Regions from separate parts of the Homo sapiens genome. Here region 2 is linked to region 1. A link is a loop called in an ENCODE intact Hi-C map of the cell type or tissue named here. Cell type or tissue: PC-9. All regions are shown on one strand. Each heading gives the region's core, and the rest is flanking DNA. Links, peaks and the distances in the headings are about the cores only. Region 1 overlaps LINC00578 (long intergenic non-protein coding RNA 578). Region 2 overlaps LOC105374235 (a long non-coding RNA gene).

What was found. A loop is a pair of places that touch in the nucleus more often than their neighbours do. Peaks named below come from ENCODE experiments on the same cell type or tissue, not always from the same donor. Only the 100,000 strongest peaks of a DNase experiment are listed, where the experiment ranks them.
Region 2: a loop joins it to region 1, with 13 times the contacts of the local background. A loop is called at or near these places in 2 of 110 quality-filtered maps.

The regions. Positions count from the first base shown.
Region 1 is chr3:177,446,968-177,451,368 of GRCh38, forward strand. The region is part of intron 1 of LINC00578 (long intergenic non-protein coding RNA 578); the gene reads left to right. Among named protein-coding and RNA genes, the nearest start is that of LINC00578, 7.2 kb to the left of the region's middle. In PC-9, for the core only: no CTCF peak of the experiment used is centred there; DNase peaks (open chromatin) are centred at 1,224 and 2,744; H3K4me3 peaks cover 1,609 bases; H3K27ac peaks cover 3,269 bases.
Region 2 is chr3:178,323,836-178,328,236 of GRCh38, forward strand. The region is part of intron 2 of LOC105374235 (a long non-coding RNA gene); the gene reads right to left. Among named protein-coding and RNA genes, the nearest start is that of LINC01014, 93 kb to the right of the region's middle. In PC-9, for the core only: CTCF peaks have their summits at 1,765 and 1,964; no DNase peak of the experiment used is centred there.

The sequences.
Region 1 (4,401 bases), core at 305-4,304:
CCCTTTATTGAATAGCCTTCACTGTGGGCTGGATGATGTACCATGTGCACTACCCTAAATGGGTTTTGCAAAGACTCTCTGAAGAGTCCTTATTACCCCCATTTTACAGGTGAGGTTTGGAGAAGTTAAAACATTTGCTACTACATCATACAGCTCACGTATAAACCTAGGTTTGTTGGACAACAAAATCATCCTCTTTGTGACCAAATAATAGCAATAGCATTATTGCTATTATTATTATCTTCTAGGAATAATCCATTTAAAAATCAGACAAACAAGTGTTTTCCCTGACATTAGATCACCAGCTAAGTCAGTAGTGGAGGAACTGACGGACTTGGGAAACCTAATATCAATTCCAGACCTAATACACAGTTTAAAAATATTGAGAATCAGGCAGCAACCTTTATTCGGTCATTTGGATAAAAGTACTGTTATTTTATAATAAAATGTTTCTGTGCTTTTTTTATATCAGAAATATGCTTAATTATTTGGTCATTTCTGACTACCAGATGACATAGTGGCTCCTCAGCTGGTTAAGACTGATTTTCTCAAGTTTATAGCACTAGGGCTTAATTAATTTGCACATTCTGTACAGAATTTGGAGAAGAAAATTCTTAAAAGTTAATGGGCTAGTTTTATATTTAGTCAATATATCTTTAGTACAACTCTGGGCAACAACATTTCATGTTGTATAGCTTAGTGCAATAATAATAGTAAAAGAGAAGTTGTTGATGGCTATAACTAAGGTTTACATTCTGGCTTAAAGCTTTTGCTTTCTGTTTCTTTATATTAAGTCTGTTGTTAATGGATGGGAAGGATTTTGCAGGCCTGGATGAGGTTGGATGTTCAAGTAAGGACACCGGCAAAGCAGGTGACTAGAATCTGATTGAGAAGTTTGGTATTGGAGTCAGTCCTGAGTTCAGATTCTGAGTTTGCCACTTTTTAAAGCTATTTAACCTTTAACAATGTAACCCATCTGTGCTACAGTTTCCACATCTGTAAAATGGGAATCATAATACCTACATGATAAGATTGTGGCAAAAATTGAATGTCTCAGCTTGGCCCAAAGCAAGAGGGCAGTGAACGGTAGCCACTATCAGGAGGTGCTCATGTAAAAGACTTGGAATCTGGCTCCTCAAAGTGAGGACCTGCCCTGACCTGCTCCAGCTCCCGGAAAGGCAGAAAAGCCTGGCAAAGAGCCCACTGTTGTTCTTAGGCAGGCCTCCTCCCCTGCTTTGCACTGAGCTCATCACTCGGGCTGTACTCACCTGGGTCACAAGGAAATATGTAGATGGTAAGTCCCAGAGTCAAGTACAGGTATTTTCCATTTTCATAGCAACTTGTATTCTATTGGGTACACAGTGGTTGTGTGGTAAATATGTATTGATTTTATGTATAATGTGCAGGGCAGAGCTTCTTTCCCCTGGCTATGAGTTGAGAATGGTAATAGGTAGATGAGTCTGCATAATAAAAAATATGGGGCACGTGGAGAGGAAAAAAAGGAATGAGTCTTCCTAAGAGTGAGTATGAGAAATAAGATTTTCCTACAAACCCAACACTGTTATAAAAAGAACAAAAGTCAACCCAGTAAACATCTTATTACCTTAATGAACACTAATTTGATACTTGTGGAAATGCGCTTCAGATTGAGCTGTAGTGTACCGTGAGCCTCTTCAAGAGAACTATTCAAGAGAACTGTGCCGTTTTTGAGGCATTTTTATAGTAAAGCTGGGTTAATTGTGCATCATTTTTATTCATTTCTTTCTACTTGGCAACACCCAACTAAGATAATTTGAGTTAGTGGATGCAGGATATTGAGAACTTCTGAAGCTAGTTTTCTTTAAACTACTAAAAAAATTTATATTCACATAGTTTGGGGTCCTTCTGTCAAAAATGGACAGAGCCTAAAGCGTATTACTTTAACACACTACGTGTACAAGCAAAGCTACAAACACCTATGGAGTAAAGCTGGTCAACTGGGCTGAGGCCAGTCCATTTTTCAAGCTTTTATAAAGATTACTTCAGGTGACAATTTTTACTGAAAACTTGTTTTGTTTTGGTTAACAGTAGTGATAGATTTGTAGATAAACTGAAATTCAAATGCTTATTCATGCTTCAATAAAACCCCTTGATAGGTTACGAGTTTCTTCTTGAGAATAGATTTCCTTACTGTGAACTACTGAGTATTTCCTGTTTTAGGTCAGATTGTAACTACCGCGAAATGATCTATTAGAAAAATTTGGGTCCTTCTAGTGCCAGAGGAAAGAAATGCACAATTAAATACACTCAGATACAAAAAGCAACTGAAAGACAAAGGAGAAGAGAATAGAGAAGAGCCTTATGGTCCTGACATTTTATTTTTGAAGTGTAAGAAAATGACATTTGAGATTTTAATGTGGTTTTGTCTGAGCTCAATCTAAGATTTTACTTATTTCTACGTAACACGTCATCATTAGTTTCAGCTGACCTCATTGCCACATGCATAGCTGAGGGCTTGTGGAAAGAAATCACAGGGATTTCCAGAAAAGGTGACCTCACCACAGAAGCACAGGAGCAAGGAGACCGAGGAAGGCTTCAGGGCTGAGAAGTGAAGTTAATGGGATGAATTCCTGTAGAAAGCTGCAATGTGCTGTAAACAGGGCCAGACTTGCAGTGGCACCCAAGCAATGAACAAAGGCAAATGGGTTGGGAGACTGTGGTTGAGCCCTTTCCTCAGGCAAATCTCCTTTCTCAAGGCCTCAGTTTCCTTTTGACTCAATGTGGCAGTTGGACATAGCTGGATGTCTAAGTTTTCTTTCTCAATGCTGTGGTTCTGGGTGACCAGGTCAAGAGCAGACTCTATTTCTGTTACGCAAGATCAGAGCTCAGGGCCCTGCACCGTCACCTGCTGTGGCTATGAACCCTGTGTCTGCAAAGAAAAGAGATGGGTGGGGAAATTGCATAACTATGAGCAAAATTGCAGGTCAGGTCTCACCCCTGTTCAGGAAATGGAAGGGTTTCCTTTTATCTTCTTGCATAATGGTATTAGCTAAAGATGAATTTATTATAAATAATAAAACAGTCAACATCTATTGAGTGGTTATGATGGGCCAAGTGTGACACTAAGGATTTTTCATGCACTGTCTCATTTACTTCTCACAATAACCCTTTGAAGGAAGTGCTAGCATCATTCTCATTTTTATATACAGATAAAATTGGAGGCCCAGAGACAGAGAATAACCAGCCTCAGTTTCCTAGACCAATAATGGCAGAACTTGTATTCAGACCCAGTTTGACTGCAGAGCCTGGGCTATTTATTGATTTATTTTGAAGTAAGGGTTGCACTCTGTCACTGAGGTTGGAGTGCAGTGGCACCATCATGGCTCAGTGCAGCCCTGACCTCCTGGGCTCAAATGATCGTCCAGTCTCAACCTCCCATGTAGCTGGGGCCACAGACATGTGCCACCAAGCCAGGCTAATTTTTGTATTTTTTGTAGAGATGGGGTTTCGCTATGTTGCTTGGTCTCAAACTCCTGGTTTCAAGCGATCCTCCTGCCTTGGCCTCCCAAAGTGCCGAGATTACAGGTGTGAGCCACTGCGCCTGGCCTGTACCATCTTTTAAAGTCTCATGGCCCAACAGGATGCAAGTTAAATACATATTGATACAATCACCTGGTGCAATTTTATTTTTGGAAAAACAACGGATGCTTACAGGCAAATAGAAATGTTCACTGGGGTCAGGCATGGTGGCTCACGCCTGTAATGCCAGCACTTTGGGAGGCCGAGGCAGATGGATCACCCGAGGTCAGGAGTTTGAGACCAGCCTGGCCAACACGGTGAAACCCCATCTCTACCAAAAATACAAAAATTAGCCAGGAATGGTGGTGCGTGCCTGTAATCCCAGCTTCTCGGGAGGCTGAGGCAGGAGAATTGCTTGAACCTGGGAGGCGGAGGTTGCAGTGAGCCAAGATCACACCATTGCATTCCAGCCTGGGTGACAGAGCAAAACTCCATCTCAAAAAACAAAACAAAACAAAAACAAAACAAAACAAAACAAGAAATATTCATCGGATGGCAGGATTATGGGTGGTAACTCTTTTTTCTCTTCCTTGGTGTTCCGTTAATGCTGTCTGTGTAATGAGAAACAAAATAATAATTTTAAAAACCCAAGGAAATAGATTTCTTCTTTGATGTACTCCTTGTAAGAATTTGGCTTCCAGTAAGCCACGTTCTTCTGAGGAAGGGCAGAGAACTTTGAGTTACGTGTAGCAGACGCTTATTTTGCCGAGGCTTTATGTCAGAGATGGGCTAATTCATGTTTCTCAACAGCCCCGGTGTGCCAGGCTTTGTATGTATAAGAAAAGGGGATGCAGTGTTTGGATTACTCTGCCTCGGTTACTCCTTGTGTAAGCAGTATGGATA
Region 2 (4,401 bases), core at 247-4,246, 880 kb after region 1:
TTTAGTAGAGATGGGGTTTCATTATGTTGGTCAGGCTGGTCTCGAACCCCTGATCTCGTGATCTGCCTGCCTTGGCTTCCCAAAGTGCTGGGATTACAGGTGTGAGCCACCACGCCCTGCCAAAAATACAGCATTTCTTATATTAAGAGAGTAGACTAGACTGATTCACTATAGCTATATTTTATGACATTATACCAATCAAACATTCAGAGTCTTAATTTCTCCAAGAAAAAAACTGTGATGCCTGGTCCAAACTTGAATAAGCACACGGAAACATAAAGACTCAGATTAGTTGCAAACATTAAAATCTTAGAACTCTTTTTATTTACTGCTATATATATATAAAATATATTAGTTTTACAAACATTTATAATTTTATGCTCAAGTATTGCTTTAGGCAAGGTGCCAGTTTATGGAATGCCTGCTGTCCCATGCTAAGGAGTTTGGTTTTATCTGATGGTGATGGGGAGCTACTGAAGACTTTCAAATATAAGATCAATATGTGGGTTATCATAAATAAAGTGTCAGGTGATGAACAGTAGTCCAAGAAGACTACCAGTGTATAGACAGAAGGAGAATAAAATGACACCAAAGAAAGGGGATTAGGAAGTTCAAGATAAATGATTTAATTGCCGTGGCAAGTGCAACGAAAAGTCCTATAAATCAAGGATTTAAAAATATCCATGGATTGGTCATTTAGAAGGTTATCGGTGACTCAGCAAGGCAAGGTTCAGAGGAGTGGTAAGGCCAAACATTAGACTGAAATAAACTGAAGAGTGAATTAGAAGAAATTATAGACTGTTCTTGTCAGAGATTTGGAGGAACAGAGCAGAGAGATCGAACAGTTGCTTAATCAAGACGCAAACACAGTATTTGTTTGTTTGTTTGTTTCTTTTCCCTTTTTGGGGTAAGAAATGTTCAAACATGTTTATTGGCTGAGGAGAATGAACGGGTGGGGAGGTGAGGGTGGATTGGCTGAGGAGAATGAACAGGGGTGGGGAGGTGAGAGTGGGGGAAAATGAAAGATATTAGTTGAAGAAGCAGAATATCTAATGGAGCAAATCTTGGCAGGAGTGAGAGGAGATGTGGCCTCAGACATGGTCAGGGTTTGGATTTAAACAAAAAGTGAGGCATCCTTTCTTCTGGTACTGAGAGGAAGGCAATGAATTTGATGGCAGATATAAACTAGCTTGTGGAGTTACATGTAAGAAAGATTTGGAGGATATTATAGCTATGACCTTGGTTTTCTAGATGAAAGAGGCAAGGTAATTAGCTAAGCATGAAAAGGTAGGGGTTGAATATGGATTTTAATAGACCAGTGATTTTTTATAAAGTGTAGATACCCCAAATGTAGAGACAGGTATTTCCTTTCTTTATTTTCCTATCACTGTCATTTAAGCATGATAGAAGCACTTCTAGAATCTGCATATAAATATTTGTTCCCACTCTATCTGATACTTCATGATGGCTTTCTTTTGTTTTGCATTTTTCTTGTATTATTTCCAACATTCTACTGGTTATATATTGTTGTTCCCCAGATTAGATAACTTTGAAGAAATATTTTGTGCCCCTAATTCATCTACCAACCTCAATCATTGTTTAATTCTCCCTGGACTTTCTGTTTTGGATTATCTTCATTTTACAAGTACTTTTCTGTGGTTAGAGATTTCTTTTTTTCTGTTTTATGTGAGATTTGTTTTAAGGACTTTGTTTTTAAGATCTTATCATGGAAGAAAAAAGATTTTCATTTTTAACGTTATACTGGCCTCTAGAGTAGAAAATGTTGAATATCACCAACAAAGGAAAACAGCATGATAACTGGCATGGAAAAGATTTGTTTTTAAAACTCCATTCATTCTCATTAGGGGAGTACTCATTTAGAGGAGCATTCTTTTACTTGAATACATAATTAAAATAAATAATTGTATTTTCATATACGGCATCACGGGAAAAAATGTGAAGAGACTATATAGTCTTAGCCACAGTATAATATTTTTGGAACAAGATGGGCTGAGAAGGCATAACATTCTATTTCACATTTACATCATGATCTTTCTCTAAAGGAAGTCAAGGTCTTAAATAAAACACAGAAGAAAAATTGTCCAATTTTTTTTTAGACATATCAAGAAAGGTAGAAAGGTGGGGAGTTATGAAGGTCAAAAGGCATCAAGATTGAATAAGAAAGAGAGTCAGGGAGTGACAAATTAGATAGGAGAACATTTTTTTGCCACCATTCCTCCCTATTCCACAGCTTATTAGTAAACAATTAAAGATCCAGAAGGCTGTCTATAATTTGCAACTTGAATTTCCTGAATTCCAGTTCAGCATCTTCATTGCATAATATAGCTTCTCCTACTAGGAAGATAAGTGATAGAAGAACCACCAAGTTTCTCACTGACCATGAGTGGTGGTCCTAATCACAAGGAAAAGGGACACCAGACATGGAACTTGAGCTTCATGGTGCTCTGTGAAAACATCACTTTAAGGTACTAGCACCAGTCACAAGCTTTCTGAATTCAGCTGCCAGATAAAGACCCCTTTCCTAGAAAGCCACCAGGTCATAAAGAGATTATAGAAGTGTCTGATAGAGTACTTCTATACCAGATGCCTCTGGAATAGAGCAGAAAATTCCAAGTATATTTAGCTGACAGGGTCAGAACATGTCATCTTAGTATACCAAGCACGTTCACATACTCTTCTAATTTAGGTTTCTCAACCATCCAGGAAAAAAAGCATAGATATCCCTTTTTTTTAAACAAATAAATGTTCAGGGGAGTTAAATAATATAGGCTTCACACTGATGTGAAATAGCAAAACTGGCATCTGAACTCATGTTGTCTCATTTTAAGCCCTATTTCCCACCCTTCCTTCAGCACTGAGTATTCCTCATTGACTTCACCTCTTCACTACTTGGGCAAGGCTTATGATTAATGATGGTTTGTATGGTAGGAAGTTTTTCTTTCATAAACAACTTTCATATTTACTGGGTTTGAAACTAGCCTTTAGAAGAACTCCTAAACCACTGGGTTATAAATTGGTCTTGATGAGATAAAGGAATGATTACCAGTATTAAGTCATTTCCCATAGGTATACCCCAAGGCTGTTCCAGAAGCTTGGCAGTAGGCAGCTAACCTTTGAAAATGATGTCAGACTCAAAATGAGGCGTAATTTTGAAGTATATTTCACTTAAATAGAACCCTAGACTGAGCGTCCTCTTTCTGTCTCTCCAACCATAAAATGCCATGCCATTCATATCCATGCACCGAGGTTGTTGTCTATCATACATACATGTATATTTTGGAATCATTTATTTGCATCTTCAGATTAGGCAGCTATGGATGCAGGACCATATCAGGCATGACCAGAAGTGGGTGATGTGTTTATTTTGACTCTCCATTTATACTTTCTATCCTTTTCTTTCATATTAATACCACCTAAGTTCTTAATAATAAACAATGCATTCTAATCTTGACCTCCAAAAGATAATCTCACAGAAGTTTCAATTTACAGTAAAATGTAAATGGCAGACAAAAACATCAGCTTCTACTCACTCCAGAAGAATATATATTTTACAAGTATCAAGTCTTTTACACAAAATAGGAAAAAATCCATCGTAGTGATTGTGGATTTTCCTACAAAGATGACAAATCTTATTGCCATCTTCTACAATGTAGCCTCTTTCCCATTATCCCAACAAGGAGCAAAAACTCTATTCCCAAAAAAATGTCCAGAAGGAGAAAAAGTTTGTTTACTAAACTAAGAGTTAGAAGGAAGAGAAAGATAAGAAACCTCCATTCATCCCCTATGACTTTAGGAAAAAAAGAGAGCAACTTCATGTGTATTGAGTTTCCATTACATATTATTCACTATAATAACTCTCTTTTATGTACTATCTGATTTATTTCATATCACTCAAGAGTTTCTTAAAACTCATGATAGAGGTAATTCATTACCACTGTAATTTTTAAGAAACACGCAGTTTTGAATGTCAGAGTTGAAAGTGGAACTCAAGATTTTTAAGCCAACTGCATTTTCACCAGCGCCACCTGTATATGAACTAGTAGGTATTTCTGTTGATACTCTTGGATCTAAAAAACTTTCTCAGCACTACCTCCCAGTGTACTGTCTCTAGATTCAAACTGCGTGGGCTCAATCTCAGCTATACCATTAACTAGCAGTGTGACTGTAGTCCAGCTATTTAACTCTGCTGAGCTCAATTTCCTTATTTGCCAGAAAGATATGATAATAGTACCTACATTGTTAGGATTATTGTGAAGATTAATTGAACTAAACTACATGAAATGCCTAGCACAGCGGCTCAATAGCTGTTCAGATATTATTGCCATTACTGACTAGGTCAGAGGTGGTCATTTTTGCTTCTTGCATGTCAGCTCTGATTGA